3 separate regions of the Homo sapiens genome follow, and regions 1 and 2 are each linked to region 3. A link is a loop called in an ENCODE intact Hi-C map of the cell type or tissue named here. Cell type or tissue: heart left ventricle. All regions are shown on one strand. Links, peaks and the distances in the headings refer to the core of each region. The heading gives the core; the rest is flanking DNA.

Region 1 (10,482 bases), core at 1,866-6,865, 140 kb after region 3:
CTCCCAAAGTGCTGGGATTACAGGCGTGAGCCACCACACCCGGTCCCAGTATGTTTTCTTAAGCCTAGAAAAGAAATTATGCCAAATGTCATCAGTGATTGCCTATAGTAGATAAGGGATTTAAATGATTCATTTTCCTTTTTCTAATGCTTTTTTTCTACTTTAGATATTGCACATATCTCTTTTATCAATGAAAAAAAAGAAGAAAGAAGTAAAAGAAATCTAATTCCTTGTAACTCCTTCCCACTGACCCTAGATTTTTCTGGAGGCAGTGCTTGTGCCTCCCCATATCTCCTCTGCCAGGAGTAAGTGGTTTTTCCGCCCCATCCTGCTCACTGTCCTGGTGGCAGTTCTCCAGGCGAGACAGTCTAATTTGTCCATGTGCAGCCCGGGAGCATGCAGATCTCCTGGTGGGTCTGACCAGCACACAGGGGAAAGAGTCCATCCCCTTCTCCACCCCAGACACTACTTTATCAGCGCAGCACAACAAGATCGTGTTAACTTTACCAGACCAACTGAGACTCCAGCCTCTCTCACTCAGCCCAGTCCAGGCAAGTCCACAGTACCCTGGGCCCAAGCACAAGACCTGACATTTATCCTAAACAATTTCTTGAAACTCAGTCTAGAAGCACAGCTCACTTAATCCATTCAAGTTGATGCTGTTTCTCAAAGATGCCAAACCTACCCCTGCCTACAGGCCTTCCCCAGACACTCCCCACCTGGCTCCCTTTTGCCACAGATGTCAATTCCTAAGAGACACCTTCCCTGGCCATTCAGTGTAAAATGGACTTATCCTATTGCCTCACTTTATTTTTATTTATATTTATTTATTTATTTATTTATCAACTTCTTGGGCTTAAGCGATCCTCTCATCTCAGCCTCCCAACTAGCTGGTACTACAGGCGCACGCCACCATGCCCAGCTAATTTTTTTTTTTTTTTTATAATCAGGGTCTCACTACATTGTCCAGGCTGGTCTTGAACTCCTGGGCTCAAGGAATCCTCTCACCTCAGCCTCCCAGCGTGCTGGGATTACAGGTGTGAGCCACTGCACCTGGCCATGACTTTATTTTTCATAGCACTTCTGTGAAATGTTTTAAAATTGGTTTACTTCTTTATTTTCGGTCTCCTTCCTAGGATGTAAGCTCCATGAGAGCAGGACTTTGTCTGCCTTACCTCACATGTCGCCCAACACTTGGAAGGAGTTCACTAAATCTTTGTTGGATGGATGGATGGATGATGGATAGCGGAGTGGAGTTTGTCAGTGCTGGTGAGACCCTCAGACGGTTTTCCAAGCCCAACTCACCGCATATTAGCTATGTGACCTTGGGCATGTAGCTTACCCCTGCCAAGTCTCTGTTTCCTCATCTGTCACCTAGGGACATCATTCCTACTTCTTAGAGTCATCATGAGAATTAAATACAATGCAAAAGTGTGTGGCAAAGTGAAACAGGCCAGGCATCTAAATGCTAACTATGATGATTTTCATTATCTCTCTGCCCAGATTAGTGTCATCTTTGATCACTCTATCTACATCCAAGTTATCAATATCCCTTCAATGGCACAGCACTCAGGACAGCACTGCCACTAAAGATGCCACCATCTGGCTATGCTCTAATCGGGCATATGTGTCCTCATCCCATCTGCAGAGGGTCTACAGGGGCTTGCCTCTTGTTGCCAGCACTGCCTGGCTCTGCAGCCTACTCAAGAAAAGAAAATGAAAGCAGCCTGACTCCATTCGTCATGATTCCTTCTTTTCCTTTTGAGGCTCACAGACAGACCGTTGGCCAGCCTCGCCCAGGACTGACGTCAAGTTCATCTTTTGCCCTTGTTTGGGCTGGGTCCTCTGGCCCAGCGATGGAACACTTGTGTACCTTCACCTGGTGCCCTGGGCTGCTCCAGACCCTGGCCTCTGGCTGTGCCAAAGCAGGAAGGACAGACTCAGGGTGTTGCCTGTTTGCTCTGGTGGGGAGAGGCTAAGAATCGCAGTGACGTAGGGAGAGAAGAAAGATGGACCCATGTGGCAGGAGATTGTGCTCAGGGTAGAGTCAGCAAAACACTGACAAGATTCCCCAAAACTCTGGCCAGAAAGTGCCTGAGATCTCCGTTTTTAGATTCTGTTCTTTAAAGATACTTCATCTGTATGTGTCCTTGAGTAGAAGGCAAGTTCTCCTTGAAGGGGACACGTTTCTCTGCTGTCATCTTAGGACAACTTCTTTGAGAAGGAGACTCTAGTTCCTGCAGCCATTTGAGAAGGGGGCTGGAGGGGCTGAGCCAGGAGGTTTTGGGGGTGAGGCCCAGGTAGAACTTTGTGGCAGGGAGTGCTGGGGTGTGCACCCACATGGGCCACCCCACAAGTTGATGGGGAAAGGGGGCAAGTAGGGAGTACAAGGATGGAAGGGGTTCTCTTCTCCCCACCCACTTTGCCTGGCTGACTCCCATTTGTCCTTCATATCTCAGTTTCAGCACCAATTCCTCAGGGAAGCCCTGCAGGCCTCAGAACAAGTGAGATCCCCCTGTCATTCCCTCCCAGAGCCCACACTTTTTATCCATAGCTCTTACCACAGTTACAGTTAAGGCTGTCGCAAGGTGTGCGGGTATCTCGCCTCCATCCACGAACTCTCTGTGATGGCAGTGGCCAAGTCTATCTGTTCACCACTGAGTCCGAGCACCCAGCCCTGGGCCTGCACACAGTAGGCACTCAGCCATATGGAGTGTTGTATGAATGAATACATGAATGGAAGAATGGACAAATATAACTGGGAGGACACAGTGCAGAGGCACTGCAGCCCCTTCTCATTTTTCGCTGGCCTAGTTGGACACAGAGGACTTGGGTAAGCGGGGGGAGGCTGACATTCCATTTCCTATGCTGGGGCAGGGGAAGCTGGTGTTTCCCAAAGATCCATATTGTCATTGTTCCAGCTGCATAATGAATAACAGCCGTTCCTCCCCAAGGAGGAAGTCATTTTCCGAGAATCAACATAAAACCCACAGGAAAGGAAATAAACATTTAATGCTCACCTACTATGCCAAGCAGTTGGGTATCTTATTTGACTCCCACAACCATTCTGCAAATCAATTATAATTCTTATTTTTACAGATAATGCAACTGAGGCTCAGAGACAATAAACAACTTGTCATGTTCATTTTTTAAAAAAAGAAAGGCCAGGCACGGTGGCTCATGCCTGTCATCCCAGCACTTTAGGAGGCTGAGGCAGGGTAATCGCTTGAGATCAGGAGTTCGAGACCAGCCTGACCAACACGGTGAAACCCAGTCTCTACTAAAAATACAAAACTTAGCCTGTCATGGTGGTGCACACCTATAGTCCTAGCTACTCTGGAGGCTGAAGCAGAAGAATTGCTTGAACCTAGGAGGCAGAGGTTGCAGTGAGCCGAGATGGCACCACTGCACTCCAGCCTGGGCAACAGAGTGAGTGAGACTCTGTCTCAAATAAATAAATAAGAATAAAAAAGAAAGAGCTGAAATTTGGATACATGTATGTGGTTCCAAGCCCATGCTGTTTCTAGTGTACCAAGCTTTGGTGGCAGAGGGTGTCATGGTAAGACATCCCTAGTTCTCAGTGTCGGGGGAGTGCCCACGGCTGACTCCTTGCTTGCCTCTCAAAAACTGAAGGCATAGATGGGGAGAATCTCCCAAAAAAGGAGGAAAGCAGAAGAGTATGAACAGAGAAGTGGGACCGAGTGTACTTCCATTTATTCCTCAAACTCTCACTGAATATCTATGTCAGACACAGGGGCTGGGGAGGAAATGTCATAAAATACAGGTCCTCTCCTCACAGAAGTCACTGTCTAGTAGGTGAACTGGATAAGAAAATAAAACATTACAATTCAGTAAGTTTGCGGTTATAGGGGGTTATTATTTATTCCTTTTTTATGTTTGAAGTTATTTTTTATCGATGTTTTTTGTTTTGTTTTGTTTTTTTGAGACAGAGTCTTGCTCTGTCACCCAGGCTGCAGTGCAGTGGTGCAATCTCGGCTCACTGCAACTTCCGCCTCCCAGGTTCAAGCAATTCTCCTGCCTCAGCCTCCCTAATAGCTGGGATTACAGACGCACACCACCACGTTTGGCTAATTTTTTGTATCGTTAGTAGAGACGGGGTTTCGCCATGTTGGCCAGGCTGGTCTCGAACTCCTGACCTCAGGTGATCTGCTCACCTTGGCCTCCCAAAGTGCTGGGATTACAAGCATGAGCCACCACGCCCGTCTCACCCAGGAGTTTTGATACCACACCTAATCACACACCAATTTTGTTGATTCTCTCATACCTTGTCTCTACATGCAGATGACCAGAGGAGGGACGCCACCTGGTGGTAAGAGTGTGGAGTGAGCATTGAGTTCCCTTCTCAAAATTTGCCTCCAGTAAACAAAATAATCCTGCCTTCTAGTCAACCCTATCAAAGAGCTGAGCATCAGGGAAAAACTCCGATCTCCAGGAACAAATGACAAAAAAAAAAAAAAGTAGAAGGCACTGTTTCCAAATGGAGCAGAGGAACTGAAATCCAAGTTAGAGACATGATCTATAAACACACAGGAAAGCAACCAAAAGAAAGCTTGGATTTGCTCATCATTTCATCTAAATGTAGTGATAATAATAATGACTTTCCACTTACTGCGTAATACTACGTTCCAGATGCATGGGTACACTGTGCTGTGTGCTGAACATATTTAATCTCCTTTAATTCTCAGCAACAACCTTATAAGGGAGATATTACTATACCCATTTTATGGGGAACAAATGTCAGTTCAGAAAGTTTGAGTAACTCCCAGGATCACACAGCCAGGACCTGACAAGCTGGGATTTGACTTCAGGTCTGTGGACTCTGAAACTCATGATATTAACCATTAGGTTAGACACCTGATAGATATGGCCATTCAACAGGTTGAAAGTGGATCTCATCATCTTTGCTTCTCTTCCTCCTCCACTTCACACCTCAGCGAACAGCACAACCTGTCCTCCCCACACCTATCCAGTTGACCAAGCCAGACATCCAGGCAGGTTTGTTTTTGTTTTTGTCTTTGTCTTATGTTTGAGACAGAGTCTCACTCTGTCATCTAGGCTGGAGTGCAGTGGCACCATCTTGGCTCACTACAACCTCCACCTCCAGGGTTCAAGCAATTCTCCTGCCTCAGCCTCCCAAGTAGGTGGGGTTACAGGCACCCGCCACCACACCCGGCTAATTTTTTATATTTTTAGTAGAGAGGGTTTCACCATGTTGGCCAGGCTGCTCTCAAACTCCTGACCTCAAGTGATCCGCCCACCTCAGCCTCCCAAAGTGCTGGGATTACAGGCATGAGCCACTGTGCCTGTCTCACCCAGGAGTTTTGATACCACACCTAATCACTCACCAATTTTGTTGATTCTCTCTCATAAATTCACATTTTTTTCCTATGCTCTCTATCCTCACTGCTGCTGCCTTAGTTCAGGCCATGCCCATCTCTTGCCTGATTAGAGGGTCTCCCAGCAGTCCCTCTGCTTCCCAGCACATGTGTGATTATTTATTTATTTTTATTTATTTATTTATTTTTTGAGACGAAGTCTCACTCTGTCACTCGGGCTGGAGTACAGTGGCACGATCTTGGCTCACCGCAACCTCCGCCTCCCGGGTTCAAGCAATTTTCCTGCCTCAGCCTCCTGAGTAGCTGGGATTACAGGCACCTGCCACTATGCCCAGCTAATTTTTTGTATTTATGGTTCCACAGGCTGTACAGGAAGCATGATGCTGGCATCTCCTTGGCTTCTGGGGAGGCCTCAGGAAACTTACAATCATGGTGGAAGGCAAAGGGGAAGTAGGCACGTCTTACATGGCTGGAGCAGGCAGAAGAGAGGGAGCAGGGAGGTACTACACACTTTTAAACAACCAGCTCTCATGATCACTCATTTACTCACTATCACGAGAAACAGCACCAAGAGGATGATGCTAAACATTCATGAAAGACCATCCCCATGATCCAATCACCTCCCACTAGGCCTCACCTCCAACACTGGGGATTACAATTGACATGATATTTGGGCAGGGACACAGATCCAAACCATGTCATCCCTTTAAAGAAGTAATTAAGGCTGGATGTGGTGGCTTATGCCTCTAATCCCAGCACTTTGGGAGGCCAAGGGAGGATGGCTTGCAGCTAGGAGTTGGAGACCAGCCTGATCAACATAGCAATACCATCTCTAAAAAATAAAAAGTAACTAAGTTAAAGTACAGTCATCAGGGTGGGCCCTAATCCAATGTGACTACTATCCTTATAAGAAGAAATTAGGACACAGGAAACAGAGGGACAAATGTGAAGACATAGTGAGAAGGTGGCCATCTGCAAGCCACGGAGAGAGGCCCCAGAAGAAACCAAGCTGCTGACATCATCATCTTGGACTTCTCGCCTCCAGAACTGTGAGAAAATACATTTTCGTTGCTTCAGTCACCTAGTCTGGGGCATTTTGTTACAGCAGCCCTAGCAAACTAATACAATCAAGAAAGGAAATCAGACTCAGCAAGGCTGAGGGACCCACCTAGCGCTGTCTAGCTCCTTAGTAATGCATTCATCACATTCTGCCTGTGACCACTCTCTTATGTTGATTATCAGATAAAATAATGGATTTAACTCTTATTATTTAACTTCTTGAGTGTTTGGGTCTTATTGCTCCAACTGGCACTCAGGGTAAGGGGCCTTGTCTTCCCCTTCTCAGTATTTGCAGATATCCTAGCTGAGCTTGGTGCATCTTAACAATAACTTTTTGATGCATTTCTTGTTGTTGTTGTGTGGTTGATTGACACATTTGGATGGGTAAAAAGGAGCCTGATGGCTGGGCATGGTGGTTCATTCCTGTTATCCCAGCTGCTTGGGAGGCTAAGGTGGGAGGATTGCTTGATTCCAGGAGTTTGAGGCCAGCCTGGGCAACATAGCAAGAACTCATCTCAAAATAAAAGTAAAAATTAAATTTAAAAGGAGCCTGATGGTAAATTCCTGATCCCCAAGAGACACATACAAAGGTAAATTCCTGATCCCCAAGAGACACATATTCTGCCAGTGATCACACATATTCCCAGAAGTAGAATATGACTCATCTCTGAATGTCTAAATATATATATTGGGATGACTGGTCTGAGGCATCATGGAAGGCAATGGTGCATAATGTTCTAAATTAGAATTGTCCATTAAGAAGAAAAAGGAGGGGGGGCTAGGCACAATGCTCATGCCTATAATCCCAACACTTTGGGAGGCCAAGAGGGGAGGATTGCTTGAGCCCGAGAGTTTGAGACCAGCCTGGACAACATAGTGAGACCTCATCTCTACAAAAAATTAAAAAATTGGTGGGCATGGTGGTGCATGCCTTTAGTCCCAGCTATTGGGAGACTGAGGTGGGAGGATCACTTGAGCCGTGGGGGTTAAGGACATAGTGAGCCATGATCGTGCCACTGCACTCCAGCCTGGGCAATAGAGCAAGACTCTGTCTCAAAAAATAAAATTAAATTAAAATTAAGTTAAAATGTAAAAAGAAAGAAATACATCAGTGCGTGTGTGTGCGTGTGTGTGTGTGTGTGTGTGTGTGTGTGTGTGTGTGTGCGTGCATGTTGGCAGGCAGAGGCACGGGGGAGAGGCCAGTGGGAACAGTGGCTGTGATGCCAGTGTAGCCTCTCTGAAATGGAAGGGGCCTAAAGGGACTGAGCAGAGAAGTGGCTTATGCCAGAGGCAGATGGCCCAGCAGGAGAGGCAGAGACTGGAAACAAGCCTGGCTCCTGAGCACCAGCCTGTTCTTTCAAGCACAAGCATTTCACAGAGGAGATGCCCATGGGGCAGCACCCCTGGTTCCTGGTCATACTCAGGAAGGAGGACGCTTCTGCAATATCATACAAAAGGCTGGTGGATGGAATGAGGTGCAGCCCTTCACAGAGTGAGAGAAAAGCCCATTGGATTAATCATAAGGCTCCCTCTACATCTCCGCAGTGACGCAGCTTCACAGTTAAGGGCAGGCTGGGCCTCTCCTGTCCCACGAGACAGTTCTTAAACATGAGCATCACCTGCTTAAGAAGCCTAACTCTGAAGATTCACCAAAGCAGCTTAATGGCTCAGGGTACTTTAGGTAGTTTTATGGTACACAGAGTGGGCAAAGTAGCACTACTTAGATCTCATTTCCTCTCGATGCATCCAGCAGGAGGGCTACCACTTACTGGACCCTAAGCAATTGAGAGCAGAAACAGACAAGAACCTGTCCTGCAGCTTGCAAGTCCCTGCCACCTACACACCAAAATGTAACAGTGGTGGTCTTTCAGCAATGATTTTTCTACACGTGATTTTTTTTCCTTCCTTTTCCTGTACTTTTTCATTTCCTCTTTTGATGAACATATATTACTTCATTAAAGTATGAAATAAAACACTTTACTTTTAACAACTATTACCTTTTACCTGCTGGTTTGTGTCCTAAATTTCTTCTTAAGGCTTTAGTCTCAGAAATTGGGAATGGTTACACATTAAGCTGTATATAGTTCTGGGTCCAATCAAGATACAGAAACCACATAGCAATTTAAACAGAGAAGCCTAACACAAAGAGGTATGAAGCTAACGGTTCCCCAAGGCTGAAGGAGAGTATTCAAGGAAGGACAACTTGGAAGGAGAGTTCCCTCCTCAAGACTGGGGAGCTGGGTGCAGTGGCTCATGCCAGTTATCCCAGCATTTTGGGAGGCTGAGGCAGGAGGATCACCAGAGGCCAGGAGTTCAAGACCTTGTCTCTACAAAAAAAAAAAAAAAAGATTGGAGTTCAGACCTCCTTAGAGGAGGTATTGTTACAGCCCATTGGGTGACACAGAAGTCTGCCCAGGGCAGAGCCACTCCACAGCTGTTGAGCAAGCAGGAAATTATAGGTAAGCTGAGGCTGGTGGGAGGGAGCCAGAGTGCCACTACGGGTATGAGGCCTGGAACACCTGGTGTCCACCTCAGGAAGGCACTGGAAGGTGGTCACCAGGCCTGGGCCGGGGCTACAAGGTCACCAAGGGGCTGTTATGGAGATGCAACTGGAGCAGAGTACCACAGACGTTCCCACACAGCTGTACCACCACTAACCACACAGCAGGGGCAAGAAAAAGCAAATAGCACCGCACACAGGATTGGGAAGAGTAACCCCCTTCCTCCTGCAACATTGCCCTGGTTCCCCCTACTGGCAAGCCTTCATATTGGGCTCACTGTCAGGCAGAAAACGCTTACAGCAAACGCTTACAGCACATCACCCCAGAGAAGGTACTGTAGGGTGAACTTGGAGCTATGAGGCAATACATTGATGACTGGCCCAAGCTGTTATCAGTCATTAGGACAGGGGTTGGCAAAGTGTTTCTGCACAGAGCCCGATAGTAAATACGTCAAGCTTTGTTGAGTCAGACAGTGTCTGTCCAAACTACTCAAGTCAGCCATTGTGGTGCAAAAGCAGTACAGATACTATACAAACAAATAAGCATGACTGTGTTCCAGTAAAACTTGATTTACAAAAACCAAGCAGTGGATCTGGCCCACAGATCATAGTTTATCAACTCCTGATGTAGAACTTTAGAGTGAAAAAACCTCTGTTCTGCAAATTCGACTCTACTGAGAGGAAGGAGAATGGATGAGCGTGAGTACACTGAGCTGAAGTGGGTGGTGGGGGCTGTGCAAAAGGAATTTAAATGGAGATGATAATGTCTACACTGTATTTGTCTAGATTAGTGAGCTAGTAATATTAAAGGACCTAATGGTGTACCTAATTGTTATTATCTGTAAGGGTCTGTGTAAGGCAAAATAACAGTCCATATTGTGCCTTCCTTTTTGAAAGACGAAGTTGAGGCTCAGAGAGGTTAAGAAACTTGCCTAAAATCACACAGCCTGGAGGAGCTGAAATTAGAACTACCCATCTGCCTTTTTTTTTTTCTTTTAATGAGACAGGATCTCACTCTGTCGCCCAGGCTAGAGTGCAGTGGTTGCAATCCTAGCTCACCACAATCTCAAACTTCTGGGCTCAAGTGATCCTCTCACCTCAGACTCCCACAGTGTTGGGATTACAGGTGCCAGTGACTGCACCCAGCCCCATCTTTTTGCCTCCCAAGCCCACATTTTTTACCATCATATCCACTATCCCCACTCATAAGAAGCAGGTGAGTGTTCCCAAATTGGGCTGCTGTCTTTACTGGGTACTATAATAAAATTGGATTTAACACTCTTAAATTACAGCAGTCTAGAGCTCCCAACCTGAAGTGAAATCCATCTCCTGAAATGTCCAAGGCACTTAAAGATGAGAAGTGGGAGATACCTGACAATTCGATGGCACCGCATTGACTACCAAGTCAGTTCCAGCAAAGTGGCTGGATATGTTGGTGTCCTATTTCAAGGCCCCCTTCTCCTGCCCTCTCCTTGCATGACCTTCCCAGATGCAGAATCATTCTTTAATCAAAGGTAGAACATTTGTCGGGCTTCCCCTTAAGAACTTGCAAATACTGCAGATGTT
Region 2 (10,482 bases), core at 2,530-7,529, 190 kb after region 3:
AAACGTTTCTCAAAAGAATCCATAAAAGAACTCAGGGTGGGTCATATGTGCTGGGTTCTTAAAACCAGCTTCATGGCCGGGCATGGTGGCTCATGCCTGTAATCTCAGCACTTTAGGAGGCTGAGGCAGGCAAATCACCTGAGGTCAGGAGTTCGAGACCAGCCTGGCCAAGGTGAACCCCGTCTCTACTAAAAATAAAAATAAAAAAATTAACCGGGCTTGGTAGTGGGTGCCTGTAATCCCAGCAACTCAGGAGGCTGAGGCATGAGAGTCGCTCAAAACAGAGAGGGGGAGGTTGTAGTGAACCAAGTTTGTGCCACTACACTCCAGCCTGGGCAACAGAGTGAGGCTTTGTCTCAAACCAACAACAACAATAACAAAAAAAACAGCTTCATAATTTTGTGGATTTAGCTTGCTGTTGACTCCTATAATCATGAATGCTGCCAAACATGTCGAATTCACCACTTCCCCCACACCACCATTTGATTCTTATGGGCTAAGAGCATGCTTCATGATTGTTTGTGGATTTTTTCCTCCAAGCTATTGACACACATTCTGCAAGTTCTGACGTTAGAATTTTTTTTTTCTTTTTTTTTTTTTTTTGAGGCCAAGCCTTGGTCTGTTGCCCAGGCTGGAGTGCGGTGGCGCAATCTTGGCTTACTGCAACTTCTGCCTCCTGGGCTCAAGTGATTCTTGTGCCTCAGCCTCTCAAGTAGCTGGGATTACAGGAGCACACCACCACACCCAACTAATTTTTGTATTTTTGGTAGAGACAGAGTTTCATCATGTTGGCCAGGCTGGTCTCAAACTTCTGACCCAAAGTGATCCACTGGCCTCAGCCTCCCATAGTGCTGGGATTCTAGGCATGAGCCACTGCTCCCAGCCAATGCTGGAACTTTTGATGTTTGCACAGGGAATGATAACCTCATCAAGACTGCAGCATGGCCAACAGCAATTGCAAGATGCCAAGAATTTAAGATACAGCCCAACTTCAGAGATTTTTAAGTTGTGAGGACAGCGGGGAAGCATCACAGAATTTTTAAAAATATGTTGTAGGTTCTCAATAAATATTTGTTGAATGAGTGAGTAGATAAATTCCAGTTCCCTTTCGGTGACTGGAAAATGCTTTGACTTCCTTGGGAAAAGGCCTTCAGACTTTGAGGATCATACAGTTCTGATAAAGCTAAAGTGACTGTGTTGGTTAGACTGTTCTTTTGTTTGTTGTTGTTTTTAAGATGAGGGTCTTGCTATATTGTACAGGCTGGGCTTGAAGTCCTAGGCTCAAGTGATCCTCCCTCCTTGGCCCCCCAAAGTGCTGGGATTACAGGCATGAACCACCGGGCCCAGCCTGGTTAAATTGTTCTTATTTGCAAATGAACAGAAAACCCAATCGAAATGGCCTAAACTGGCTGGGTGCGGTGGTACATGCCTATAATCCCAGCACTTTGGGAGGCCAAGGTGGGAGAATCACTTGGGTCCAGGAGTTCAAGACCAGCCTGGGTGACTCATGGCTAAAAGTTACAAAACATTGGCCCGGTGTAGTGGCATACACCTATAGTCCTAGCTACTCAGGAGTCTGAAGTGGGAGGATCGCCTGAGCCTGGGAGGTCGAAGCTGCAGTGAGCCCTGATTGTGCCACTGCATTCAATAATTAAGAATAATTTCTTAATTATTTCAAAAGTAGGGGGCCAACTCCTTGTTAGGTCTGATTAGATCATAGTTGTTCCTACCTATTGTAATAGAGTTAACACAGCTCTTGTAGGGGCGGGGAAAATGTCAGCACTTCTTTTCCTTGTTGTATGCTTATACTTGTGCTAATAGTATGACTTGCAGCTTTATTGCAGGAAATGTTCAGAGCCATGTATGCAGTCTATGAGGGTTAACTTGTTAAAACTAGATAGTGTAATCTGTATACTCATTTCACAAGATGTGAGTGAGACCTTGTCTCAAAAAACAAAAGCAAAACAAAATGGCCTAAACTATAAGGAAACATAAGTTAGTTCATATCACAAGGAGCCCTGAAATTGGGCAGATACAGTGTTGGCTAATTCAGTGACTCTGCAATTCAGTAAGGACTATGGCTTCTTGCCATTTTTCTGCTTGGCCATCCCAGACATGCTGGCTTGGTCCTCAAGCCAGTTGCCCTCATGGTCCCAAGTTGGCTGTCTTAGTTCTAGTGTCATATTCAGACATAAAATATCCAGTAGAGAGAAAAGGATCGTATCTGCCCCATGACTCTTTTTTAAGGAGAGAAAATCTGTCCCAGAAGTCTTCCAGTGGGCTTCTCATTTCAGTGGCCAGCTTGGGTCGCATGCCCACTCCTAATGAAATCTCTGGTAGAGAAGTGAAATTGCCATGATTGGATTAAACTAATCAGGATTTACCCTCGAGCTTGAAATAGAGTTCACCTTTCCCTTAGGGGTGAACCGGGATTTTGTTCTTAAGGAAGAAGTGAATGAATTTCAAGTGTTAGGGTAATGCTATCCAAGTGTTTTATTGTACAGTAAAACTGTTTTCAGCATCACTCCCCTTATACATGTATTATATTGTCAGAGAAAATATCTCAAGGCTCAATAGTTGCTTTTTTTTTTTTTTTTTTTTTGTAGAAATGGAGTCTCACTATGTTGTGCAGGCTGTTCTTGAACTCCTGGTCTCAAGTGAGCCTCGCCCTCCCAAAGTGCTGGGATTACAGGCATGAGTCATGACACATAGCCTCAGTATTCACTTTTTATGAAGTACATCATTAATGATGAGTGAATGTAAATCCATACTTAAGCACTTTTGTGGCAAACACTACTGGTTGGCTAATTTAGCAGATACTCCTAACTCCCTTCTCTCTTGCTACCACTGCCACAAAGACTAGAAAGCCAAATAGTCACTCTCAGCCTCTTTTGCAACTGGAGGTGGCCATGTGATCCAGCTCTGGCCAACAAAATATCTGCAAAAGTTTTTGAGGTGCTTTGGGGAGTTTTCATGAAAAATAGGTCAAAGGTGCAGACATTGCCTTTTATTTCCTTCCCACCTTCTTCCTGCCATCAGTGCCGATGTGATGGCTGAACATCTTGCAACTGTGAGAGAAAGGCCAAGAGAATGGCAGAGAAGCTGGCCCTCATTTCTTTATGTGATTTAGCAATATCATCAGCTGCCTGCTTTCAGTTCTCTAGATACATGAGAAAAATAAGCCTCTGTTTGTATAAACATGCCTGTAATCTCAGCACTTTGGGAAGCTAAGGCAGGTAGATCACCTGCGGTCAGGAGTTTGTATAAGCTGCCATGGTTGGGCTTTCTGTTACTTGCAGCTGAATACCTTCCCAAGTTTTCTTAATTATTTCAAATGTAGGGGGACAACTCCTTGTTAGGTCTGATTAGATCATAGTTGTTCCTACCTATTGTAATAGAGTTAACACAGCTCTTATAGGGGCGGGGAAAATGCCAGCATTTCTTTTCCTTGTTGTATGCTTGTACTTGTGCTAATAGTATGACTTGCAGCTTCTTTGCAGGAAATGTTTAGAGCCATGAATGCAGTCTATGAGAGTTAACTTGTTAAAACTAGATATGTAATCTGTATACTCATTTCACAAGATGTAAACTACAATGCACCACAATACCCTGAATATGACATGGGAGAGTGCCATTGTCACTTCCTCCTCCAAATTGTGGCACTCAGAAACCCTCATGTGATCATGACATAACATCCCTGGCATCCAGGGTAAGTGAGGGTGCCAGTGTCAATATATGTATTGAAACTAAGGAAGACTTCATTTTCTTTTAATTATTTTAGAGAAGAAAACCCTTCAAGAAAAAGTTCTGCATGTTTATTCCCCATGGCCCAAAGGGGCCATCATGTGTGTCCCCAGGGTGCCCATGCCCCTCTTTGGAGACCATTGAAGTTGACCCACAGTATCTGCTCCAGTGACCTGGATGGCAGGTGCCCTGCTCTAGACAGCCACGTGCAGGAAGCTGCCTTCAAGTGGATGAAGGCAGGCGGTCACAGGGGAGAAATGGGGATGGCATTTAGTAATGTGTCAAGGTAGAAGTGCTATTGACTCCAAAAACAAAAATGATTTTTCAAAAATATGCTGATACTCATTTCCTGCAAATGTAACATTCTTCCCAAAAAACCTCCATAAGGTAGAGATTTTATATAATCTACACCAGGATTGGAGGAGAGTTTTGGGAGCATCTAATTGCACACCCTCATTTTACAAAGGGGAGGTTGGATGTCTCGGATTAATTGTTGGCTCTTCAGGATCACCCAGGCCTTCAGATCCCCAGCCCAGAGGCTTCCCATTGGCTGCCTCCTCTAAGAGGTTACTTCTCTTCTAGAGGATACTTGATGTGGGAAGTGTGGATGAAGGGCAAAGAAAAGAGAAAATCAAGAGAGTGCCAGCTTGGAAGTAATTGAAGGCAGCAAGAAACTAGGCCTGTTGGCCAGGCACAGTAGTTCATGCCTATAATCCCAGCACTTTGGGAGGCTGAGGCAGGAGGATCACTTGGGGCCAGGAGTTTGAGACCAGCCTGGACAACATACCAAGACCCCACTTCTACAAAAAATAAAATTAGTTGGGCATAGTGGGACATGCCTGTAGTATCAGCTACATGGGAAACTGAGATGGGAAGATCACTTGACCCCAGGAGTTTGAGGCTGCAGTGAGTTATGATCTCACCACTGTACTCCAGCCTGGGCCACAGAGCAAGACTCTGTCTCTAAAAATAAATGAAAAAAAGAAATGACCTGTTACTTTGCAAAGTCCTTAGGTTGAGAAACTCTGAACTTGTTACATTGGACTAACCAGACTTCCAGAAAAGAAGAGTTCTTAGGAGACCAGCAGTTACCAAACAGCTGAGTTAATCCCTTAAGAACTCATGATAGAAAATCTCTGAGTGAAGATTCTTGGGACCTAAAATATAGAGGAGCTCAATATATTTACTGAATGAATGACTGAATGAATGAATAAGGCAATGGAAAAAAGTCACTTAAAATTTTTACATTTTTTTAGGGGATGCTAGAAAAAGCACTGCCCTTGAACTCAGATACAAGCTGACCTTCCAGTTACAAGCTGTGTGACCTTGGGCAAGTCCCCCAAACTATGTGGGTTCCATTTTTTTCTGTAAATCAAGGAAAGATATGTGAATACAGAAGAGAAGTCAATGTGAAAGTGCATGGTATATAATGGACTCAGTAAGTGATGGACAAAGCAGAGTCCTTTGTTTCATACCTTAAAGGGGAGAACAAGGGTGAGACTCAACACCAATAGTGCAAAACTGCAGCAGATTGTCACCAAAACCCCTCCACCCCCGCCGTCTCCCAGAGGCTCAGCTCACTTTCCCATTGGAATTTGCAAGCCAGCTCGGAGCATGCTGCCATCTGCTGGGAAGAAGATAGACGTGAACACCAAAGCATCCCTAACACCAGGCCACAGTGGGGAGGGAGAAACCTGGAAAAGGAAAGGGTAGGGATCCAGTTTCCTTTGGCTGTGACTCTCTTGTCCTTTAAGACATCCAGGGCCCTCCCCATTGGCCAACAATTTGTCAGAAGAATGAGATTTCAATCAGGTTTTCTCCTGAAAACTGATAGGACATTATCCAACTTTAAAAAGGAAGGAGATTCTGACATACGCTACAACATGGATGAATCTTGAGGACGTTATCGTAAGTGAAACAAGCCAGGCACAGAAAAAGACCAATGCTGTATAATTCCACTTATATAAGGTATATACAGTAGTCAAAAATCATAGAGACAGAAAGTAGAATGGTGATTGCCAGGGGCTGGGGGTTAGGAGAATGGGGAGTGTCTAATAGATACAGAGTTTGAGTTTTACAAGATGAAAAAGTTCTGGAGAGTGGTTGCACAAAATGTGAACATATTTAACACTACTGGCATATATTATATTACACTTATAAATATATACATGTGTGGCCGGGCACGGTGGCTCACGCCTGTAATCCCAGCACTTGGGGAGGCCGAAGTGGGCGGATCACGAGGTCAGGAGATCGAGACCATCCTGACTAACATGGTGAAACCCCGTCTCTTCTAAAGAAATACAAAAATTAGCCAGGCGTTGTGGCAGGTGCCTGTAGTCCCAGTTACTCAGGAGGCTGAGACAGGAGACGCGTGAACCCGGGAGGCGGAGCTTGCAGTGAGCCGAGTTCGTGCCACTGTACTCCAGCCTGGGCGACAGAGCAAGGCTCCGTCTCAAAAAAAAAAAAAAAAAGAAGAAATATATACATGTGTGTGTATGTGTATATATATATATATATATATGTATGTATTTTGAGATGGAGTCTCATTCTGTTGCCCAGGCTGGAATACAGTGGCACAATCTCGGCTCATTGCAACCCCCGCCTCCTGGGTTCAAGTGATTCCTGTGCCTCAGCCTCCCAAGTAACTGGGATTACAGGTGGGCGCCACCACGCTCGGCTAACTTTTGTATTTTTAGTAGAGATGGAGTTTCACCATGTTGCCCAGGCTGGTCTCAAACTCCTGGCCTCAAGTGATCCACCCACCTCAGCCTCCCAAAGTGATGGGATTACAGGTGTGAGCCACTGTGCTCAGCCTCTGTACACTTAGAAATATTAATAGTTAAAATGGTAAATGTTAAGTTGTGTGTATTTCACCACAATTTAAGAGCCAGTAAGTGAAAGAGATAAGCACGTGGTAGACACTTGACTTCATGCAATAGAATCACAATAAATACGTGTTGAACGAAGATGGAAAGAAGTGGCATGGTGGCTCACACTGGTAATCCTACAACTTAGGAGGCTGAGGCAGGAGGATTGCTCAAGCCCAGGAGGCTACAGTGAGTTATGATTATACTAGTGCACTCCAGCCTGGGTGACAGAGCAAACCCTGTTTCTCAGAGATGGAAAGAAGTGATGCTGACTGATGGTCTCAGATACAGGGTGAACATGACAATAGGCATCTTTTCTTTACCAGAAAAGCCTTCCAAGCAACTATGATTAGTCACAGTTACCTTTTCCTTGAGGTGATAAATTAGTTATCTTTCCTATTCTCATCTCAAAGCAAACATATATTTTCATAGACAGTTCTAAGGATGGCATGGCATTGAGTGCTACCTGAGCCAGAACCTGACATCCTGTATGTTCTTGATCACTTGTAGCAGTGGCAGCCAATTTTCTGTTGATTTCAGGGATGCAAAGTCCCAATCATAGAACTTCAGAACCACAAAGGCTCTGAGCAGCCTGTAAGATTGAAGGGATTTCTCTCCTGCTTACTAAAAATGCATAAATACAGTAAACATTTTAAATAGTGACTTTTCAAAAGCCACAGGAGCCAGCAAGTGGCAAAGCAGAGCCTTCCCCCGCACCCACAGCAGCAGACAGTGCACAACAACTTCTTCCCCTAGGTCTCGTCTTGCCACTGGAGTCACTGCTCTGCAAGGGGGAAGGCTCTCTTTGTGGACACTCCAAGGCCCACCAACCACAGCTTTTGCCAGGATTACAAGGGGAGGCTGAGTCTGTTCACAATGGGACTCTCAGCCCAGAGGCAGGTGTCAGATCCTCCAGGGGAAGGGTGGTGGAGTGCAAAGAGAGCATGAGCCCCCAAATGCAGCTGGCTCTGAAACTGCCTGGATGTCTCCTGGAGCCCCTGCTGTTGAGCCCTTGTGAGCAACTCTGACTCACCCCAACTTCCCTGCCCAACTGTCAAGTCTCAGCCAGAGGCATACTCAGAGTTGACAGTGACAGGTAAAGTTCACCACAAGGGATTTGGTTATTAAGGTCCCCACCCCCCAGGACTCCTGGACTTAGAGTATTTCCTATATTTCCCATGAACACCTTTAACCCAGTAAGATGGAGTGAAGTTCATTTCTGGGTCAGAAGAGCTGTAAGCCATGGGTGGAAGCCCACGTCCAGGGAAGGGAATGGGAGATGGGATGTGCCGAGCCAGGAGAACTGAACCTGGGGATGTTGACACCACAACATTCCACACCCACTCGGAAGTTTGAATAACCAGTTTCTCCCAGTTGCTTTGTGTGTCTGGGAGTGGCTCTCTTTCAGGAGGTAAAAACAACCATTGTAATCTCTCCTAAAGCCTTGCAAAAGACATCCCTCAACTCCTGTTTGCCAGGGGTGGGGTGAGATAAGAGAAGTCAGCAGCTTTTTCTCCAAGAGTCAAAGCTGCAGAGTTTCTGACTTTGGAGAGACCTTGCAAGGCCTGGGGGTCTGAGAAGTGTCAACATGGCTGATTGCAGAAGCACACAGTTCCACAGGGACTGCTGGACTTTATCTGAGGGCTTCAGGACTATTTTGCCCAGTGGATTTATTTATCTTCCTATTGGATAAAATCTGACACACCTGGACTGGCTCCCTGAGACTTGAGCAAGTTTTGTTCCACTATCATCATTCATTGTGGACTCCAAACAGGCTGCTGAGACTATGCTGAGCTGGGTGGGCTTGGAGTGGGTTGGGGGCAAGAATTACATCCTTCCAGATGAATAGAGGGAGAGCATTCTTGCAAGGACTGGGAGCTGGGGAATGGGTCAGAACCCAAGTGTTTCACGATCTCTTGCTTCATCCATTAACATCATTGGTGGAAAAGCACACAAACCAAACAGGAGGAGAATCCAGTCATCACCATTTCTCACTCATTTCTGGCTCTCCTTTATATGATTACTAAACAAAAGCATACACTTCCCCACATCAGAGCAGGTAAAACTGTCAGTTTCCAGCAGGGATACTGAAACTAGCAGGCCATAAAGCTAGGTATCCTGGCTGGGCATCATGGTACGTGTCTGTAGTCCCAGCTACTCAGGAGGCTGAGGTGGGAGGATCACTTGAGCCCAGGAGTCTGAGGTTATAGTGAGCCATGATCACACCACTGCACCCCAGCCTGGGCAACAGAGTGAGACTCTGTCTCTTAAAAACAAAAACAAACAGGAAAACCAAACAAACAGGAAAACCTCACTAAACAAAAAACCTAGGTATCCTTTGTCTCCCTGAGGCTATTCTCACTGGCACAGTCAGTCCTGTTCCTTTAGTCTGTGCTAAAATCAGAAGAAAATCTAGCTGATAGTCCTTGTTACACAGGGACAGCCAGGACCTCAGGGCTGGAACACAGATTTTTCAATTAATTATTAGGAGGTGCAGCAGTGGGGAGCACTTCCTCAAATGTAGAGAAGCATGTGCAGGAGTACGTATTAGAGACAGGACAAGCAGATTCCATAATTCTACATTTGGCCTGCAGGTAGCAACATCTCTCTAGCAATGACCACACCACATACTTAAATAGATACTGCAGGAAATGCATTTAATTGGCCAAGGAATAAGAGTTTTGTTTTTAAAAATTAAAAAAATTACATCAACATATCTCCACTAAGTAATTTCCACTCCTACGTATTTTGATATAGAGATGTTGCTATTTTTCTATTTACAGTGCTAGGTACATAGTGAGCTTTTAACGAATAAACACTTATGGATTGTTCAGTTGGCTGAAGATAATTCAGACTTGCCTGAGGCATGGAAAATACAGGGTGAGAATAGGAGGAAGTATCGATTGGTAAATGTGCATGGAAAAGCACTGCTACAGTTTGAATGTTTGTTCCCTCCCAAACTCACACTGAAATTTAATTACTATCCCAGTAGTTTGCAGGATTAAAAAAAGAAATTTGATTGCCATTGTAACAATATTAAGAGGTGGGACCTTTTTTTTTTTTCTGAGACAGAGTTTCACTCATGTTGCCCAGGCTGGAGTACAATAGCACAATCTCGGCTCACTGCAACCTCCACCTCCCAGGTTCAAGTGATTCTCCTGTCTCAGCCTCCTGAGTAGCTGGGACTATAGGCACCCACCACCACGCCCAGCTAATTTTTGTATTTTTAGTACAGGTGGGGTTTCGCCATATTGGCCAGGCTGGTCTCAAACTCCTGACCTCAGGTGATCCGCAAGAGGTGGAACATTTAAGAGGTGATTTGGCCATGAAGACTCTCCCTTATGAAAGGATTAATGTCATTATCGAGGGGGTGGGTTTGTTATAAAAGAATAAGTTTGGCCCCTCTTGCTCTCTCACCCTCTCTTTGCCTGTCAACCATGGGATGATGCAACAAGAAGGTCCTTGCCAGATGCCAGCACCTTGATATTGGACGTCTTAGCCACCATATCTGTGAGCCAGTACATTTCTGTTCCTTATAAATTACCCAGTCTCAGGTATTCTGTTACAGCAGTACAAAGCAAACGAAGACTAGCACTTTCCTGTCTGGTTAATAGCTCGCCCAAGAAAAACAAATGCATCTGAAAATTATGAAAGATCTCTCTAAAAGCAAGCCATGATTAATTCTTTTAAAAAAAAGGAAACAGTAATCTTGGTTTTATAAATATTCCCCTTCAATTCAAAGTTCATCCTTCATACGTGTTAGAGAAACAAGTTCCAGGTTTATGCATGTTATACACGTTTAAAGTTTTACATTTAGGCTCAGCCCTGTCAAATGCATTTATTCCAAACTGACTCAGCCCTCTCCCCAGCT
Region 3 (10,482 bases), core at 3,340-8,339:
ACTTAGATTCAGCAATTGTTACCCATTTGGCACGTTAGCTTTAATGACTGTGTATGTATGTGTGCGTGCACGTGTGTGTTTGGCTAAACAGTTTAACAGTCAGTCGCATTATCATGACACTTCACCCCTCAACACTTTAGCGTGTGTCTCCCAAATATAAAGACACTCTCCTACATAACCACAACACCATTATCACACGCAAGAAAATTAACAACGATTCTTTAACATCCCATCATATCATATGCATATTCAAATTTCCCCTATTGTCATATTCAAATTTCCCAAAAAATGCCTTCAAGAATTGCTTTTCCCCCTAATGCAGGAGCCAATTGAGTTGCACACACTACATCTGTTTGTTTGTGCCTCTTTAGGTGCTACCTGTTAGCTGCTTCCTTGGAGAACGAGTAGGATCCAAGGGCTTCCAGTCCCGCCCCCATCACACCCCTTCCCTCTCCACACACCCCAGTATGCTTTCTTATTTGTTTTGGCTGCCGTTAATTTCTAAAATATTAAACAGGGCTGGGCACTGTGGCTTATGCCTGTAATCCCAGCACTTTGGGAGCTTGAGGCAGCTGGATCACTCAAGGTCAGGAGTTCAGGACCAGCCTGGCCAACATGGTGAAACGCTGTCTCTACTAAAAATACAAAAATTAGTGGGGCATGGTGGTGCATGCCTGTAATCCCAGCTACTCAGAAGGCTGAGGCAGGAGAATCACTTGAGGTGGAGGTTGCAGTGAGCCAAGATCACACCACTGCACTCCAGCCTGGGCAACAAAGTGAGACTCCATCTCAAAAAATGAAATAAAATAAGCCAGGCATGGTGGTTCATGCCTGTAATCTGAGCACTTTAGGAGGCTGAGGTGTGCGATCACCTAAAGTCAGGAGTTCAAGACCCGCCTGGCCAACATGGTGAAACCCCGTCTCTACTAAAAATACAAAAATTAGCCAGGCATGGTGGCAGGTTCCTGTAATCTCAGCTACTCAGGAGGCTGAGGTAGGAGAATCACTTGAACCCAGGAGACGGAGGTTGCAGTGAGCCAAGATCGCACCATTGCACTCCAGCCTGGGAGACAGAGCAAGACTCTGTCTCACAAAATAAATAAAAATTAAAATAAATAAATAAATATAAATAAAATAAAATATTAAATGTATTGATATTTAAATGAATGCCAAAATCTCTTTCCAAAAGTAAATAATAAAATCTGGAGATATTCTAAGATTTTGCATTTTCTCTCTAGGTGATCTAGTTCTCAACTAACTTCTGCTACTAAACAGCAATGTGACCTTGGCAAGTCCTTGGTGACATTCAGTAAATACTGGATGGATGGATGGATGGATGGGTGGATGGATGGATGGATGGATGGGTGGATGGATGGATGGATGGATGGATGGATGGATGGATGGATGGGTGGATGGATGGATGGATGGGTGGATGGATGGATAGATGGATGGATGGATGGACCAAAGCATTTGTCTGTTTCATCACTCTGGATTGATTATCTCTGTAAAAACAAGCAAGTCAGGCTGGACGCGGTGGCTCACGCCAGTAATCCCAGCACTTTGGGAGGCCAAGGCGGCCAGATCACGAGGTCGGGAGTTCAAGACCAACCTGGCCAATGTGGTGAAACTCTGTCTCTACTAAAAATACAAAAAATTAGCTGGGCGTGGTGGCGGGCACCTGTAATCCCAGGTACTCGGGAGGCTGAGGCAGAAGAATTGCTTGAACCCAGGAGGCAGAGGTTACGGTGAGCCAAGATTGCACCATGGCACTCCAGCCTGGGCAACAGAGGGAGACTCTGTCTTAAAAAAAAAAAAAAAAGAAAGAAAAAAACAAGCAAGTCAGAGGATCCAGTTCAGATCTCACATTCTGCTGTTATAAGGTTCTGGTCCTGGTACACACACACACACACACACACACACACACACACACACACACACACAGGGTATTGGCTATGGACCTCTCATCTTTCATTGAAAACCCCCCATTCCTTCTTTTTCTTACTGGAATCTTGTGTTCTTGTCCAGGTAGTTGGGTAGACTGAACTCCAAACTGTGTGCTTACTGCACCACCTGGTGAAAGAGTTGCAGTATCTGCAGTTTTTATCTACTCCAGTGAGTGGACGAGGCCACAGATGTCAGAAAGCTCTCCCCGTATTCTGAAACAAGGGCCGTCCTTCACTACCAGATCCCTTTTCAGTGCCTGACCATTTTATGAACCCAAATCTGTTTCTAACCTTCACCAGCATTTTGATTTTAATTTGGAAGAGGACCATGTGCCTGAGCATCAAACCATTCAAATGGAGCAAATAAGAACAGAGCTTGGCATGAAAACGAAAGAAAGACATGAAAAATCCATTTGGCACATGTTTATGATAGGAGCATAGGGCAAGCAACAACTGACAAACTTCAGGGAGAAATAGGTAAGTCAACAATTGTAGTTTGAAATATTACCAGACTCTTCTATGGTCAAGCAGAGGTGTTAAAAATAGGGGCAATATACTTAATAAGATTGAGCTATTAGCTCTATATAGCACTTTATACTTGGGGATAAAGAATATGCATTCTTTTTGAGATATTCAACATTTAAAACAATTTGGTAAGCTATAATGGAAGCCTTTACAAATTCCAAAGGATCCTTATTATTCAGACTATATTATTTGATAATAATGCAATATAATTAGAAATTTATAACAAAAGTCAAATTTTTTAAAATTTCAGGACAGACAGGCCAATGCCTATAAATTTTGGAGGAGGAGAGAAATAATGAATAACTTCAATTTTTTTAAGAAAAAGCTGGGTGATGTAGGGGCGGAAAGGGGATGATTTCTTTTCTCCTCATTATAAAGAATCACAGAAGGCCGGGCGCAGTGGCTCATGCCTGTAATCCCAGCACTTTGGGAGGCTGAGGCGGGTGGATCACCTGAAGATGGGAGTTGGAGACCAGCCTGACCAACATGGAGAAACCTCGTCTCTACTAAAAATACAAAATTAGCCGGGCATGGTGGCGCATGCCTGTAATCCCAGCTACTTGGGAGGCTGAGGCAGGAGAATCACTTGAACCAGGGAGGCGGAGGTTGCAGTGAGCCGAGATCGCGCCATTGCACTCCAGCCTGAGCAACAAGAGTGAAACTCAGTCTCAAAAAAAAAAAAAAAAAAAAAGAATCACAGGAGACACTCCTATAATGAAACACAGAATAACAACAGAAAACACATGCATGGGAGTCTACAAATATGAAAACTCAAGTACAGGGCCAAAGGACTGACACTTAAATACCCTCTTCATTAGGGAGAGGGAAGTGCGGAGTGTAAGAATAAATGATTTTCAGGGGAAATGAATGGACCTGGAAAACAGAAATTAACTTGTAAATAATTCTCTTTGGAATTTGGATGCGCACAAGAGGCAGACATCATCTTGTGAAAAAAGCTGGGCGTAGTGGCTCAAGCCTGTAATCCCAGCACTTTGGGAGGTTGAGGTGAGAGGATTGCGTGAGTCCAGGAGTTCAAGAATAGCCTGGGCAACATGGGGAGACGCCGTCTCCAAGAAATATCAAAAATTAGGCATGGTGGCACACTCTTATATTCCCAGCTACTCAGGAAGCTGAGGCAGGAGGCTCACTTGAGCCTGGGAGGTTGAGGCTGCATGAGCCATGTTTGGCCACTTTACTCCAGCCTGGGTGACAGAGTGAGACCTTGTCTCAAAAAATAAATTAAATAAATAAATGTCTTGGGAAAAAGTTCATCCAGGTGTGGTTACATTCTTCAGTCTTGCTTTTCTGAGATAATGAGATTTCAGGGAGAGGACGGAAGGCAATTGTGGTCCTATTTCGGGGTCTGGTTTCTAGGTAGATAAGAGAACTTCATTAAAAATTTTTTCTTAAACTTTATCAACTCCCAAGCACCTGGAAACTTCAGAAAATAGCCTCATTCTGTGCTTTGAGAGAAACAAAGAATTCAGAAACAGGAGTTGGGGGAAGGTCAAAGAGATCATGAGCCTGCTTCTTTAGTCCAGCATGTCAAAGAACCATTGGGATACCAGTTTCTGAGTCCCAACATTGACTTCCAAAAGAATCAAAATACAATCTTACGGATTTCGTCCAATGGAAAAATAGAAATTGTAGAAAATTGATAACATTTTTAATCCAAAAGAAGATAGGAAAAAGTAAAAAGAAGAAAATAAAGAGCTCATACAAAATAAAATGGTAGATCCAAATGTATTCATAACTATAAGAAAGATAAACATATTTGTCAGAGGCGTTCAAACCAGAATGACTCCATCTTGAATAGGGGCTGGGTAAAATAAGGCTGAGACCTACTGGACTGCATCCCCAGATGGTTAGGCATTCTAAGTCACAGGATGAGACAGGAGGTCACAAGATATAGGTCACAAAAACCACACTGATAAGACAGGATGCAGTAAAGAAGCCAGCTAAACCAGCTACTCAGGAGGCTGAGGCAGGAGAATCGCTTGAACCCGGGAGGCAGAGGTTGCAGTGAGCCGAGATTGGGCCATTGCACTCCAGCCTGGGCAACAAGAGCGAAACTCCATCTCAAAAAAAAAAAAAAGAAGAAGAAGAAGCCGGATAAAACCCACCAAAACCAAGATGATGACGAAGGTGACCTCTGGTCATCCTCATTGCTCATTATACATTAATTATAATGCATTGCCTTGTTAAAAGACACTCCCACTAACACCATGACCATTTACAAATGCGATGGCAATGTCCAGAAGTTACCCTATATGGTGTAAAAGGAAGAGGAACCCTCAGTTCCAGGAATTCCCACCCCTTTCCTGGAAATCTAATGAATAATCCACCCCTTGTTTGGCATATAATCAAGAAATAACTATAAATATACTCAGTCGAGCAGCCCATGCCACTGCTCTGTCTATACAGTAGTCGTTCTTTTATTCCTTTACGTTCTTCATAAACTTGCTTTCACTTTACTCTGTGGACAGGCCCTGAATTCTTTCTTGCGGGAGATCCAAGAATCCTCTCTTGGGGTCTGGATTGGGAGCCAATAACATATTTAACTCAGATATTAAAGGACAGAACGTATCAGATCAGATCACAGTTCTACACTGTCTCAAAAAATAATAATAATTTTTATTTATAAGGTAGGATATTCTATGGACCTCTGTTTCATGGGTCTCTGCCTGTTGCACCGTCTCCACCCCTGGTAATTATGACACCTAGCACATGCTTTAAAACCTTCTCGGTTGCCCACCTACAAGATACTTCAAACCAAGAGAATGGCTCTCGAAGCCCTTCACCATAGAGCCACAGTCTCCAGGTCTGGACCATTTGACAGCACCTTTCCCCCACACCCTCCCTTCCAACCACACCTGGCTCCCAAACTCCCCAACCTCACGGCCCCACTCACAACTGGGCATTGCCCACCTGTTAGCTCTGCCTAGAAGGCCTCTCCCCCTGGCCCATCTCTTCTGCCTGGCAACCAAACTACTATTGGTTCAAGACCCAGCTCCAACAGCACTTGCTCTGTAAAGCACTAGCCAACTGCTCTGCACCCCCTTCCCCGCTGCGTGGTCTCCCTGCATCATTCCTGCAGCCCTTCTTTCCTCTCTCCTGCCCTTCCTCCATCCTTCCTTCCTAATTCAATGAAATACAGGGCCTCTGGGCCGGCCCTGCTAGGCACTGAGGAGTCAAGGTTGAAGGGGGACAGAGATCGGTAATGACACTATTAGTGCCAGTCGTGAGAACCTCAAGGACAGAGCAGCTCCATGTGCCCAGCCCTCAGCACCAGCCTGGCGCCTTACAGGTGCTCGAAGGACATCTGTTGAGCGGAAAGATTCTTTGGAGGGTGTCCTAACCTCTGGTTCCTGTGAATGTGATCTTATGTGGAAATAGGATGTGATCAGGTTAAGATGAATCCTACTGGATTGGGTGGGCTCTAATCCTATAACCCGTGTTCTTATAGGAGGGAGATGTGGGCCTGGACGTACAGGAAGACAGAGACTGGAGTGAGGCATCTGTAAGCAAACGCACAACAAGAAGTGCGGGCAGCCGCCAAAAGCTAGAAAGAGGCCAGGAAAGACTCTCTCTAGAGCCTGCGGAGGGGGCACGGCCCTGCCCACGCCTTGATTTCAGACTTCTGGCCTCCAGAACTGTGAGAGAAGACACCTCTGCTGCCTTAAGCCACCCAGTTAGTGGTAATTTGTTACGGCAGCTCTAGGAAACAGAATACAGAGTCCAAGCAGGAGTCAGTTTCTCATAGACTCCTAGGTCGCATCCCCTACCCGCTGGAGGCCCTGGCTGTCACACCCCCGACTCTCCGCTGACCCCCGCTTTGCATAACCTGGAAGCTAACTCACCACACGCCCAAGCGTCCCCTCCAGCCGCAGAGGGCCGCCTCCTCATTCGACACTAGATGGCGCCAGCGGGCTGAGCCGGCCCGGCTTCGTGGGATCCTGGTGGGTGGGGTGAGTCGCCCGCGGGCCGAGACCACAAATCCAAGGTGAAGATCAGACATCCAACTTCTTCGAGTTCTTCCCAGGGAAAGTGGCTTTTTTTCCGTTCAGAGGGAGGAAATCGGACCCTCCGCCCTGCCCGCCCGGCGCGCCCTTGCGGCCTCAGGTCTGAGCCGCCCGTGGCGCTTCCTCCGGCCTCTGCTGCAGGCCCGGGCGCTGCTGAGCCTGCGTGGGGGCGCGCAGGCGGACCGCGAGGGCGTCGAGCACCCTGGCCTGCGCAGGCAGAAGGATATGCCCTTGTGCTGTGGGCTGAGCCGAAGCTGGGGCTTTCCGGGCGTGGGGACGGCTGCCTGCCAAAGGGCATGGCAGCAGGGAAAGAAGACGGGGTGGATCCACTCCTCTTCGTGGACCCTGTATTTTCTTCTTTTTTTTTCAATTTTAAAATTTTGCATCATTAGTTTTGTTTTGGTTTTTTGTTTGCTTGTTTTGAGACAGGGTGTCACTCTGGCGCCTAGGCTGGAGTGCAGTGGCGCAAACACTGCTCTCTGCAGCCTCGATCTCCTGGGCTCAGGTGATCCTCCCACCGCAGCCTCCATACTCCATCCCAGGAATGAAAAACTAGGCCTGCAACAGACCTGGCAGAGCCGTGGGCATGGTGCCTCCAAGATCTGGCCATGGAGAAAAATGAGAGGGTTTTAAATTACTGCCTCTCACAGGTGGGCTATACTCTGGTCCTTCAAGTTCCCTTACGTCTTCCTGTGGGAGACACACCACTTCCATTTCACCCCAGAAGCAATTTCCTGAAACAGGCTTTGGTCCTCCCCTCTGAACAAGTGTGATGGACCCTGCTCCGCATCCTGGTCACAGTCCACAGACCCATGTGTCCCAGCCCTCTGCACAGGTTCCCTGCACACTCTTTTCCAAATCAAAGCAATTTGTTCATTCCTCTGTCCTTCCCGCCTTTCTTCTCCTTGCTATGCATAGACATAAGCAGACTTTTTGACTCCTTTGTCTGTTTCTCATTCCTTTCCATGCAGTCCGCCACAAAGCTCAAGACCCCTTCGCCTGAATGATTTTCCCAAATACATGAGCAATTCTGTCAACTCTTCCTAGCTAAGTCAAGCCCACCTTGTGCTCTCATCATCTGAGGGCTAATGAACATCTTTTACCAGATGCCTACAGTGGTCTTTCCAGTTAGTGTCCACTCCAATCCATTGTCCATCAAGTTCTTTCCCGTTATGTTACACTGACAGCACACCATTCTTCTCTTCAGTATCCTTCAACGGCTCCCATTTGCCTATGGAATCACATCCATATCCTTAGTATGGCATTCAAAGTCCTGCCCCACTGGGTGTTTTCTTCCCTTTCTCACTAGTTCCCTCACCAGCCCCTTCCATGCTGGCTGCCTGCCCATTCTCTGGATGTGTTCCTTTTTTTTTTTTTTTTTTGAGACAGAGTCTCACTCTGTCACCCAGGCTGGAATGCAGTGGCGCCATCTCAGCTCACTGTAACTTCTGCCTCCCAGATTCAAGTGATTCTTCTGCCTCACCCTCCCGAGTAGCTGAAACTACAGGCATGAGCCACCATGCTGGGCTAATTTTTGTATTTTTAGTAGAGATGGGGTTTCATCATGTTGGCTAGGCTGGTCTCAAACTTCTGACCTCAAGTGATCCACCCACCTCAGCCTCCCAAAGTGCTGGGATTACAGGCATGAGCCACCGCACCTGGCCTGGATGGGTTCTTGTTGTGGGAAGAAGCCCTGGTCCAGCTCCCACTTCTGAGACTGAATGTATGGGTTTGCTAGGGCTGCCTTTACAATCTTCCATAGACCGGGCAGCCTGAACAGTCCATAGACTATCGTTTAAACAACAAACGTTTATGTTCTTAGATTCTGGAGGCTGGAAGTCCAATATCAGGATGTCATCAAGTTTGGTTCATCCCCAGGCCTGTGAGGGCAAAATCTGTTCCAAAACTCTCCTTGGCTTATACAAGGCTGTCTTCTCCCTGTGTCTTCACATCTTCTTCCATTTCCTCTTCTTGTAGGGACACCAGTTATATTGCATTAGGGCCATCATAGTGACCTTATTTTAACTTAATTCCCTCTTTAAAGACCCTATCTCCAAATATGATCACATTCTGAGGGACTGAGAGTTAGGATTTCAACACTCCAACATATGAACAGGGGGAAGGGGGCACAATTCCATCCATAATACTGAAAGTCCCAACAAATAATTTTATTTTTCCGGGTTAAGTAGATGAAAATAGCAGGCAATGAGAATTGTTTATTGTTCTTAAGCAAGGCCCTGCAGGGAGCTGTGCGACCTGTCCCAGAAGGCAGATTACTAATTTGTAACAAGAGATCAGATAAATTTTTAAAATTTCTTGTTAATTTATTCCTTCTATTCCTTCTGTGTCTAGGTAGCATGCCATTTTGTTTTGTTTTGTTCTGAGACAGGATCTCTGTCACCCAGACTGAAGTGCAGTGGCATAAACACAGATCACTGCAGCCTCAACCTCCTGGGCTCAAGCAATTCTTCCACCTCAGCCTCCCAAGTAGCTGGGACCACAGGTGTGCACCACCATGACCAGCTCATTTTTTAAATTTTTGGTAGAGATGAGGGTCTCACCATGTTGCCCAGGCTGGTCTTGAATTCCTGGGTTCAAGAGATTCTCCTGCCTCAGCCTCCCATGGTGTTGGGATTACAGGCATGAGCCACTGTGCCCAGTGCATTTCACTTTTTAATATATAATTTTAGTTTAATTAATTTATTAAACAGGTAATACATGCACTTGCTTCAAAATTCTGAAGTACAGAAGGGTGTAGAAGATTCTTCCTCCCATGTCACTCTCCCAAGCACCAGAACCTCTCTCCAGAGTCACCCAGTGGTCTCAATGTCTGGGGTGTATTTACAGAGATCCTCTGTGCATACAAAAGCAAGCACATTGACACTGTTTATCTCTTTTTGTACACAAATGATTGCATCTCTATACTTGGCCTATTCTATACTTGGCCTATTTCTTCTATTCCTCCATACTTGGCCTTTTTCATACAATGTATTCTGCAGATTGGTGCCAGGCTGTATTATTCTTTTTTTTTTGTATGCATTTTATGTTTGGATATATCATATGTATTTAACCAGCCCATGTTGGTGATTATTTAGGTTTTTTTCAAATCTTTGCTTTATTAAACCACTGCATTGAGTAACTTATATACACATGAGCAAAGATATCTCTAGGAAAAATTCCTGCAAGTAGAATGCTATGGTTTGAATGTGTGCCTCCCTCCAAAATTTATATGGTGGAACTTAAACCCCAAGTTGATGGTATTAAAAGGTGAGGCCTTTGGAAGGTGATTAGGTCATGAGGGTTCCACCCTGGAGAATGGGATTCATGCCCTTATGAAGTGCTGGAGGGCAGTAGCCAGGCCTCTTTAGGCCCTTCCATCTCTTCTCCCATGTGAGGATGTAGGAATCATCCCTTTCGCCCTTCCACCATGAGAGGATGCAGCCAGAAAGTGCCATCTTGGAAGCAGAGAGCAGCCCTCACCAGACACCAAATCTGCAGGTTCCCTGCCCTTTGACTTCCCAGCCTCCAGCCTTCCCAGCTCACTGCAACCTCTACCTCCCAGGTTCAAGTGATAACTTTCTATTGTTTATAAATTACTTAGTCTAAGGTATTGGGTTATAGCAACAGGAACAAACTAAGTCATACAATTTCCAGGGTGAAAGAATTTCATATCATTGCAAAGAGTGCATTATCTACATAATGTTGTTTAGAAACAATCACAAATTTACAGATCATTTCCTGAAGCATTTGAGAATACTTTTCCCAATCCCCTCCCAATACTTTAATGTGTGTTTCCCACTGGCAAGGATATTCTCCCGCATAACCACAACTGTCAAATCAAGAAGTTAACACTGAGACATTACTACCATTGAATCCTCAGACCCTGTTTGAGTTTTGCCCCACTAACATCTTTCATGGCAAAAGGACACAGTTCAGAATCATATGTTAATTTCTTTTTATTCATGTCTTTTAGTCTCCTTCAGTCTGCAACA

Evidence for each region. Peaks named below come from ENCODE experiments on the same cell type or tissue, not always from the same donor. Only the 100,000 strongest peaks of a DNase experiment are listed, where the experiment ranks them.
Region 1: it touches region 3 in a loop (11-fold over the local background); 106 of 110 quality-filtered maps call a loop at or near these places.
Region 2: it touches region 3 in a loop (5-fold over the local background); 12 of 110 quality-filtered maps call a loop at or near these places.

Annotation. Positions count from the first base shown.
Region 1 is chr14:69,579,015-69,589,496 of GRCh38, reverse strand. No RefSeq gene overlaps it. Among named protein-coding and RNA genes, the nearest start is that of CCDC177, 9.4 kb to the right of the region's middle. In heart left ventricle, for the core only: CTCF peaks have their summits at 4,126 and 4,326 (motif pointing left); a DNase peak (open chromatin) is centred at 4,306; H3K27ac peaks cover 186 bases.
Region 2 is chr14:69,530,317-69,540,798 of GRCh38, reverse strand. PLEKHD1 (pleckstrin homology and coiled-coil domain containing D1) reads right to left here. Exons shown (of 13, transcript NM_001161498.2): 13 at 9,248-10,482. Among named protein-coding and RNA genes, the nearest start is that of CCDC177, 39 kb to the left of the region's middle. In heart left ventricle, for the core only: a CTCF peak has its summit at 5,377 (motif pointing left); no DNase peak of the experiment used is centred there; H3K27me3 peaks cover 1,621 bases.
Region 3 is chr14:69,723,038-69,733,519 of GRCh38, reverse strand. No RefSeq gene overlaps it. Among named protein-coding and RNA genes, the nearest start is that of SRSF5, 39 kb to the left of the region's middle. In heart left ventricle, for the core only: CTCF peaks have their summits at 6,186 and 6,393 (motif pointing right); DNase peaks (open chromatin) are centred at 6,389, 6,659 and 7,839; H3K4me3 peaks cover 717 bases; H3K27ac peaks cover 325 bases.